3 separate regions of the Homo sapiens genome follow, and all the other regions are linked to region 1. A link is a contact called in ENCODE Hi-C data. All regions are on one chromosome and are shown on one strand. The core of a region is the stretch at or near the end of the contact, and the rest is flanking DNA. Distances in the headings are between cores, read along the strand shown.

Evidence for each region. A loop is a pair of places that touch in the nucleus more often than their neighbours do. Pooled maps may share reads with other maps.
Region 2: a loop to region 1 is called in a pooled map, with 11 times the contacts of the local background. The contact joins the promoter of INO80D here to the promoter of RPE in region 1. A Hi-C loop is called at or near these places in 8 of 50 pooled maps.
Region 3: a pooled map shows a loop between it and region 1 (4-fold over the local background). The contact joins the promoter of ZDBF2 here to the promoter of RPE in region 1. A Hi-C loop is called at or near these places in 4 of 50 pooled maps.

The regions. Positions count from the first base shown.
Region 1 is chr2:210,001,104-210,004,259 of GRCh38, forward strand. It overlaps RPE (ribulose-5-phosphate-3-epimerase), which reads left to right and starts at 1,535. Exons shown (of 6, transcript NM_199229.3): 1 at 1,535-1,680. The coding sequence starts at 1,559. RefSeq lists enhancers at 1,544-1,593, 1,634-1,803.
Region 2 is chr2:206,084,600-206,087,755 of GRCh38, forward strand. It overlaps INO80D (INO80 complex subunit D), which reads right to left and starts at 1,575. Exons shown (of 11, transcript NM_017759.5): 1 at 1,302-1,575. It overlaps INO80D-AS1 (INO80D antisense RNA 1), which reads left to right and starts at 56. Exons shown (of 2, transcript NR_186084.1): 1 at 56-149; 2 at 1,358-2,905. RefSeq lists silencers at 306-600, 502-551, 592-791, 812-981, 1,062-1,271 and enhancers at 1,322-1,611, 1,338-2,157, 1,662-1,711, 1,722-1,831.
Region 3 is chr2:206,272,925-206,276,080 of GRCh38, forward strand. It overlaps ZDBF2 (zinc finger DBF-type containing 2), which reads left to right and starts at 1,739. Exons shown (of 5, transcript NM_020923.3): 1 at 1,739-2,022. RefSeq lists silencers at 1,634-1,693, 1,974-2,433 and an enhancer at 2,097-2,596.

The DNA.
Region 1 (3,156 bases), core at 285-2,784:
CAGCACGCTGTCACCTCTCAGTCCAAGTTACCACTTCCGTCTTTTACACAGAGTACAAGTGCTCTATTCTGACCCCTTAAGGATTGCTCTTGCTAAGTCCATTTATCCCCGCCAAGTGGTTTTACTTCTGTCTCTTTTCCTGACCCTAGGCACATTTAGCATCAGGATACTCATCCATTTCTGAACTGTGTGTGAACAGCACACAAACCTATCACAATTTGTGAATGAGCATTGGAGAGGTGTAGGGGCCAAGGGAAAACTTTCCCTTCACCCTCCAAAGGTTTGCTGAAAATCACTGACAGAAAGAAGATTAACAGGAGAAAAGGCATAAAAACTTATTTGATTATAGTTTTACCTGACACAGGAGCCTTCAGAATGAAGACCCAAAGGTACAGGGGTGATTACCCATTTTTATACTTAGGTTCAACAAAGTATAGACAGCCATGTAGAAATACGATTGGACAAAATAGGCGATCTAATGCTAATAGACTGACCTGGCCTTGGCCAGTCTAGTTTAGATTCCTGGCCTCTCTGTGCAGCATTCCCTCCTCCTGGATATGGGATAGAACCTTCTCTAGAAGAGGAGTTTTATAACCTACAGTTGAGATGGGTCAAATAATTTATGGCCAGTTTTTACACAGAAAGGTGGAGGAAAGTTAGAGTAATGCTTTTGGGTTTTGTGTCTGGCTTCAGGGAAAGGGGGTTCCGGTTTCAATGACTCTTCTTAGGGAAGATGGGCTCCAGTTTCTATGACCTGCCTCCTAGAATGAGACTGAGAAGAGAGCAGGGCAGGAAGTCAGAGAAACACTGTTGCGTCTGAGGCCTTCACTTTGGGCTATCATTTTCTGAGCCTCAACAGAGGGAAAAACAAAAAAGGTAAGGAGGAACTGCAAAGGCAGAAAAAGAGGGTAATATAATAATAACTACCATTTTGTACTGAGCACCAGGCATCCTGCTGGGCGCATTACCTGGCTTCACTCATTTAATACAACCCTAAAGCTGGGCACTGTCTTTACAGATGAGAAAACCGAAGTTAAGAAGTGATTTGCCAGGTCACCCAGCTAGTATCTGGCAGAGCCAGGGTTCCTCCAGCTCAAAAGAAGAGCTCTAGGAGAAATACGAGGAAGAAAGGTTTTTAATTGTTGTTTTAAAGGGCCAGCATAGGCGCTGGAGAGGAAAGAAAGGCATATGCAAAGGGTGGAGAAACAAAAAGTGATGTTAAGTCAAGAGCCGAGGAGAGGGAACTGCAGGAGAAGCAAAGTGAAAAAAGGTTAAGAAACGCCTTGAGTACTGCGAGGACGTTAAGATCCAAACAGCACAAGAAGGAAGGTCAAAATCAGGTGTACGAGGCCCGTGTGCCCCGCCCCGCCCCAGGCGGACGGCTGACAGCGCCCCACCCCAGGAGGAGGCGGGACTTCCTCACCGCAGAGTGGCTGCTTCCGGTAGAATCCGGAAGCCTGTACGGAGAAGGGGCGGGGCCAAAACTGCGCGCCCAATCGGGGTGACGCTCTAGCCTTGCCGGGGACTCGTGGGTAACTTGCTTTTGGGAGCCAGCGGTATGGCGTCGGGCTGCAAGATTGGCCCGTCCATCCTCAACAGCGACCTGGCCAATTTAGGGGCCGAGTGCCTCCGGATGCTAGACTCTGGGGCCGATTATCTGCACCTGGACGTAATGGACGGGTAACTCCTCCGGGCTCCGGTCGGGCTTGCCGCGCGGCGGGGCGGATCAGTGCACCTTTATTGACTGCTTGTTGGATGTACCGCGTCCCTGTACCACCGAGCGCCTCACTCTGAACGCGATGCTAGAAGGGGTGTGGGGTAGGAGCCCTGGAGGCTCTAGCAGGAGCAGAACCGACGCGGTATCCTGGGTTGCGGCCGGGTCCCAAACCTCAGTTCCTCCCCTCCCCCCACGTAACGTGTGGTCTTCCATCACTTAGGACCCGGAAGCGACCTAAATCTTTAGGACATTTCTTCACTTTCAGCTAGAGAAACTGAGGCCCAAGGGGAGAAGCATGACTTGCCCAAGCTCATATAGCTAGTTAGTGGCAAAGCTGGGGAAACAGACTTCTCTAACGATTTAAGTTGGCACCTGCGGTTAGGTTCCCGAGTTCTGCCACTTGCTGGGTTACCTTGGACAAGCCACTAACCTCATTGAGCTTCAGTTTCATAATTTGAAAAATGGAACTACTAACAGAACCTACCGCTTAGGCATCTTGGAAGATGAAATGAGCGAGTACATGAGAAGTTTACAGTGCCTGGCGTATATTAAGTTCTCTATAATTGTTAATTACATCATTATTACAATTCTGATTTTCCTGTCTATTTTCTCTTCAGGCACCCTGCTCTTCAGGGAGGTCAGTTTTTTGTAAGTAATTTTTAAGCACCGTAGTTACAGCACATAATATTGTTTGGAGTCAGGATATTAGTTTCTGAAGTTGGTTACAGAATGAGGAAACAACCCCAGAGAAAGCAGTAAGACTCCCTCAAGATTACAGAAGATTGTGACAGACTTGCAACTTGGCTCTTCCTAGGTTTGCCAAGTAGTTCTCTGAGCCCCACTGTTAACTGACTATAAAAATCATAAATACCATTATCTTGAGTGGGGATGGAAAAATAAATTTATTTTAAATAGGTAAAAACCCTGTGTTCCCTCATTCAGTTTGCAAATTGGTGTTATTTTCTAAAGGTGATGATTTCCTTTTCTTTTTAATGTTAATCTGGCTTTGAAGAGTTTTATCTTCCATTGCTCTATGTGGTTAAATGTATTGTTTCTCTTTGGCATTTTACCCAGTTACCTTAGGAGTCCACCCAACTGATAATGACAAAACTTTGACCATAGAGTACTAAAAATAATAGGCCAAATGTGTAAAAAGTTTAGTAAATATTACCTCTCACAAAGGTTGGCTTTTAATTGGCCATTATATGTAATTATACTTATATACTTTATTTTTGACATCTTTGCTTGAAAGCCCTAAACTGTCACAGGTAATAATACCCTGAGTGTCTACCTCAAAGGTAAGTAGCTACATTTTTGTGCCTGAGAAAATACCTAGAGGGTCACAGGATGGAACAGCTATGTGTATATTTGTGAGTCTATTTGAGCAATTTGGTTTTAATTAAACTATGTTTGAGTAAGTTAATGGTTGGGGAAAGTAA
Region 2 (3,156 bases), core at 325-2,824, 3.9 Mb before region 1:
GAAACTCCTACATCTGGGGACTGCTCCAGAAACCCTGCCTGATCCTGCCCCTCTCACTGACAGTCTCCTCGCTGCTCCCTACATCTTCCTCTCCGCCGGAGCTGTCCAGAAGGGGGATTTTGGACCCAAAGGAATCGGGATGAAAGGGGGTGGGTACTCAAGCTGAAAATAACACCCCCAGTTGGTGGGGTAAGGGCTAAAAAAGGCAATAGGGAAAGATTGTCCGGCAGAAACACCACCTGAGTTTACCTCCTCCTTCCCACCCCAAAAACCCAGTCACTAACTAATAAAGCTAAGAAAAGCCCCTTGCAAACTTTTCCAAACCGGAAGAGAAGGCCCTCTCCCCAACCTGGGGGGCTCTAGGGGGAAGGGGCTGGAGTTAGCAGCCCCGAATGGGCTCGCGGGGAGTTGGGTGGGGCGCGGGCGAGGGGTGCAGGGGCGGAGTACCTTCTTCAATGGACAGGAACTGGCAAAGAGTTTCAAAATAGCCGAGTGCGCTCCCCCACGCCCTGGGGGGTCCCGGGCGCTAGGACCAGGGCTCCCCGGAGAGACAGCGGCCCCCAGTTCGGGCCTAAAAGGAAACTTTCTGGGCCGCGGCTGCACCTGACTCCTCACCGCCCCTCCACCCGACCCCACGCCCGCCAGGCCGCCCGCCCCGCCCCGCCCCGGCCTGGCCGTCCGGAGCGCGGAGGAGGGGGATAAATAAATTCAACTCTTACCGGAATCTGGGGGCCGTCTGCGAGAGACCCGGGGGAAGGGGAGCCGGGCGCCCATTCCCCACTCCCCACTCCTAGGCCCTGACGCCCCTGTCCCGGCAGCCCGGGCCTGCCGCCCCGCGGGAAAGCCTCCGGGCCGGCGCGGGATTCGGCCCAGCAGCGCCGCCGTCCCACCCGGAGACCCCGGGGGACTCGAGGGGGCGCGCGGAGGCCCGGGGTGCGGGGGCAGGGCGCGGCTGCCGTGGGGCCTACCGGCCCGAGGCCTACCGGCGCCCCCCCCTCCCGCCGCACACCCCCACCTGGCCCGCGCAGGCCGCTCCGCTCGCCCCACTCCGGCTCCGGCTGGACCCCTGCCCGCCCGCCGTCGCCGCCCGCGGGCGCCCCGGAGGCCCTCAGGCCCCCGGCCTCCACCACCCGGGCGCCGGCCCCACTCACCCTTTCATTCTCCGCCCGGGGCCTGGCGTGGGCCGGCGAATCCCCGGCCTCACGTAAGCGCGCTCGCCGCCCGCCCAGCCTGCGCGGCCCAGCCCGCCGCCCTACGGGAGCCCGGGGATGTGGGCCGGGCCTGGGGCCGCCTCTGCTTACCTTTCAGCTGCTTTTTTTTTTCTCCTTCCCCCCTGTTCCCTCGGCTGGGCTGACAGATCAGAGTGAGAGGCGCTGGCAATGGACTAGGAAGCTCGGCTGCCGCTGCTACTGCTCCCCCCTGGGCTCCGGCGAGAGCCTTTCCCTGTCAAGCAAGAGGGGTGAGGATCATATTTTTATTTTGGAAACTAAAAAGTGCTCCCAGGGTCGGTGATTATTAAGGGGAAATCCCTGAATATACTCTCCAGCCAAGAAGGCAGGGCTGCCGGGGCTGTACAAGAAGAGGCAGCAGCCTCCTACAGCACCACTACAGGCACTGCGAGGACATAACACCAGAGAGCTGCTCCTCTGCCCTCCGAAACGACAACTTTCCTACCATCTTGGAGGCAGAGCAAAGGGGGGCCAGGGGGAAAAGTGCACCCGCTCCCGATAAAGTACAAATTTTTACTTCTCATCTCTGGAAAAAAGTCCACACCGGCCGTCTACACCCGCGCCTGGGGGAGAAAGCAGGGAAGAAACGGGGGGTGCATGAGAAACGTTTTCATTTGCTCCAGGGGGAAAAATGTTTCTGCATCTTCTGATGGAAAGAAATCTTTACAAGACACAGGTTTTCCGGTGGTTATTGTTTTTTATTTTCTGTTTTTAATTTTTTTCATGTTAGTGACAGTGATATTTTAATATTTTTTTAAGCCAGTAATAATTTTTCTCCATTACAGGGCTAAGTTCTGTGGCTGGTGGTCAGTTTGTAAATTTATACTTAAAGAGACTTAATAGTAACTTCATTTATTTGTCTGGTTATGTTATTGTATATATAAATATTTATGTTTTCATATATTGCATATAAAAATTTGTGTTACATGTTACTCTCAGAACAGATTGCTGTAAGACAATTGTAAAAAAACATGTCTTTCGTCTGTTTCTCAAAGCAATGTAAATAAAACCTATGGACTGTCCAGAAAGGCATGATACAGTGTGTCATTTTCCACAGTGCAGATAAAGGCAGCTATCACTGGGGATTTAAAAACGGCCCCTGTTTCTGGAAATTCTGTTATGCTGCCCATACAGAAAGGATACAGTAAAACTGGAAAGAGATTTTAAAGACAGCCTTAGATTTTTCTTGAGGTAAAATAGCTTATTAAGAATTATATCCGGGCATTTAATTTTTTTATTTATTTAGATTCTTTAAACTCTAGCTAGATCTTTGGTGCATTACACATGTTGCTATCTGCTTTTTGTGTCACAGAATTGAGAAATGTGGCTATTTTTGTTAGTTATGTTAGTTCAGAACTTCCAATGTGCTGCCAGCCTGTATGATAGACTTTTTGTATATTGCAGTGGATGTCATGAATTTACTTTTTTAAATGAGCAAAGCTTACTAGATAAATGGGATCAGAGTTAAACAATGCTGTTAGCACAGAGGTGAGAGGGACAAAGGGTACCCATTTACATCGATTCCAATAGAACGCTTATTGGAGGATAAATTGCAGAGACATTTTTCTATTTTTGTGAAGAAAGAGAAAAATAATAGAAAAAGAACCGACTATCTTTGTATGTTCTACTGGGGATGATGATTTAAATCTTGTATTAAAAGTTATTTTTCTAACACATGTTGACTAACCTGGCAGGAATGAATTTGTTATATTAGTGCCCTGAATCAGTAGAATATTTAATTTCTTTGTAAAATTTATTACACAACATTTAGAAATAACTTCCAAATTTAGAAATTGTCCTGATTTAAAAGTGAGTTCATGTAATGCATATATCGGATATTTATTAGTTTCTAGCTGAACCTTATCTTTATCATATAACTTTGAATATAGTACTTACCTAAATATTCTGGATTTTCTTTTTTTTTTTT
Region 3 (3,156 bases), core at 489-2,988, 3.7 Mb before region 1:
TATGTCAATTTTGTGTTTTCACGCAAAACATTCAGGACTTGTTTTCCTCCTTCAATGGTGTTATTGAATAAAAGCTGTAGGGGTTGTAACTGACTAATCAGGCTATCAAGAATAATATCGAAGTTATTTCATTTTTGGGGGGTGCAAGTAGGCTTAGTATTTAACTGTTCATATATGGGTTCCCAAAATCCATCAAGAATGAATGTACTTGGTAAGTAACTCAGGGCTCCCAGAAGACTACTAGTTCTTAGCCAGTCCCATCTCTTTCTTTTCTAAATGCTGGGGAAATCTCTTTTTGGTCCTAGGAAAATCTTCTCCAGGCAAATCTTCCCTCTTTCCCTAGGAAAATCTCTCTCCAAGTTTGAGTGACTTTTGTCTGTTAATTCCCTTCCTCCTAGGGTTATGGGTTTTATTAAACAATGCACTTATCTCAGTTGAAATGAGGACAACCTGCACAGCAACATCCACGTTGTAATACGTGGAGGTAATGACAACCAGGTCTGTACTGCCACCCGGTCAACGAGAGTTTATAAGATGCATCTTGATTTCACAGATGTTAAAATGTGGGGAAAAACATGGCTTAGCATCTGTGAAATACATAATGTCATGGTGCTTCGATCAATGTATAGTGGATTTTCTATAATTCCAAAGTTGGGATGTGGAAAAAACTTGCCTTAAAAGAAATCCGTACTTTTTGGTATGTTAAATCTAAGGGAGGTTATAAATCGAACAGTTGCAGGAGCCCAACTTTAAAGTGAGAGAAAGATGTAGTGGGGGAAGAAGGAGCTGAGAAATACAGAAAGAATAAAAACAATGGACGCAAAAGCAATAGGCAAGTTTTTTTGTTGTTGTTCTTTAAAGGGACAAAATCACAAGCTTACTAAAAAGGGTAACGACAATTACAGCTACAGCCAAAGAGCAAAGTAGCTCATTTTAAGATTATTTTTACATTAGACATAAGCTTTGCAACAGGGCCTCTCTCCATTTTAGTAAAATTGGTTTAGGTGTTTCAGAACCTTCTTATCGCAGATTATAATTTCATATTCAGTAGTGTGATTCATTTAGGTTTGTGATCTCCGTTACACTTAAACTGTTTTTGCTCACAACTATATTCGTAATGGGGTAGCGCAGTGAATATAATTGCATGACCTAATGTTGTTTGTTAATATTTGTAACCCTTTAATGTGCAGGATAGATCTTTGAATACCTAACTTCCTTAAGCCTCAGTTTTCTCAATTTGTCAAAGGGGGACAATAATAGGATTCATTCAGAGTTACTCTGAAATGAAATGCAATAATGTATAGAAACCTTAAACGGTGCCTAGCACAGAGCAAGCGCTCATTGAACAGCAGCTTTTGTGAGATGCACCTCACTATGAAATAGGCATGGAAACGGAAACGACTAGCTCTCTTAGCCCCGTTTTCTTTTCTACATTCATACGTTGCTTTGAATTGGCAAGCAGTTTTTATTTGGACCCTCAAACGCTAAAACCTTGGTCTCTACTTCGCGTCCCAACTGTGCTTATGAGTCTAGTCATTTTTGTTGGAACGCGATAGATTTCCCAAGCTCCGGAGTGGGGCCCTGACCAGGGAGGAAGTGTCCGCTTTAAGAGCTTCTGGAGGGGAGGAAGGGGCTCCTCCGCCCGGGTGGGAGAGTGAGTGAGTGGGTGGGCGGGCAGGGGGCGGTCCCGCCGCTCCTGCGTCAGAAGGGGTCTGGTTTTCGCACCTTCCCTGACGTCAAACCTCCATCAGGGTTGCAACGCCACGTTGCCTTGGATGCCTGCGTGAGTGGAGTCGCGACTCGGGGCCCGCGTCCTGAGAGACGCGCTCCCGCGCCGCTTCTCGCCTCCGGACCGCAGGGGCCGAAGTCGCCTATTTCTGGCTCCGCGGGCAGCGGGGCCGTGGCGCTCGGACGGTCTGGGATTCGGGCGCCGCCGCGGAACCGGAATAAGAAGGGAGAGCGCCCGGCTCGGTCCTCGGTCTCCACCGCGGCCCGGAAGGAATCCGGGCAGCCTCCGCGGAGGTGAGTGCCGCGGCGGGGGCGGGGCGCGGCCGGGGCGACGCCCGCGGGCGGGGCCTGCTCGCCGGGCGCCCGGGGCGCCTTCTTCCCGAGGGACGCCAGGACCGCTCGCTGGGCTCCCGCGGCCGCCTCGCAGGTCCTCGGCTTCCCCCCACCCCGCGTCCCTTTCTGCCCCTGCTGCGTGAGAGGTGTCGGCGGCTCCGGGCCGGGATCGAGGTGGCGGGGCGAGGGAAGGAGGTGGGGCGCAGGCTGCATTGCGCTTCTGTCCGGGGCCCTGGGTCAGAGGGGCCGGCGGACGAGGCCTCGGGTCCGGGCTTGGGGAGGGGGCGGTCTGCGGGGTCGGATTGAGGGCCGGGAACCCGCGGAGTCTTGCCCCTGGGCACCTGTGGGGCCGAGATCCCGAGCCACCTGTCCACACACCCCCTTCCCCCAGTGCCCTGCGTTGGGTCCAGCTGGCCCCAGACCTAGGCCTTTCCCAGCCTCGGGCGATTATAGTTTATTTGAAAACGTTTGATTTTTGTGTTAATGATTCTTTTACTACCGCCGTGCAACAGTTGTGTAAATGTGGTCGTGTTACGCCATCGTTTTTACTTGCTCCTAAGAAGGGCCTTACCAGCTCCTGCGATTATCTCACGCGATGATTCTTGGTAGCTCGTGAAAAAAATGCATAACAAGATACTGGTTCTCAAGGGACCAAAACCCCACCCCCACCTAAAGGAAATAGCTTGTTTTTGTTTTTCTTTTTTACAGCAATATGCTACGTGTGGGGAGGGGGAGGGACGATGGAGGCAGCCTGTAGCGATCTCATCCTCGAGAGAATCTGCTAACAATTTGGGGGGTATCTTTCCTTCCTTTTTAATTAATACACAAACATATATACGTGTGTTACATAAGGGGTGTTTATTTGCTTTTTTCACTTAATACGTGGAAGACCTTTTCTCTATCGTTTGAACCTAAAGCCTAGAAGGCAAGAAAGCAACTCGTTAGAGAGTTGATAAAGTATCACTGCAGTGGCCAGTGATTTGGATAGAAATAAGCTGAATTCAGGGTAAGAACTGGTTTCTATAAAATATGGTTTACTCTGCATAATAATTGGAGGCAGTGTTTTTTCAAACTGAGTTTTTTCAGCCGGTTCGT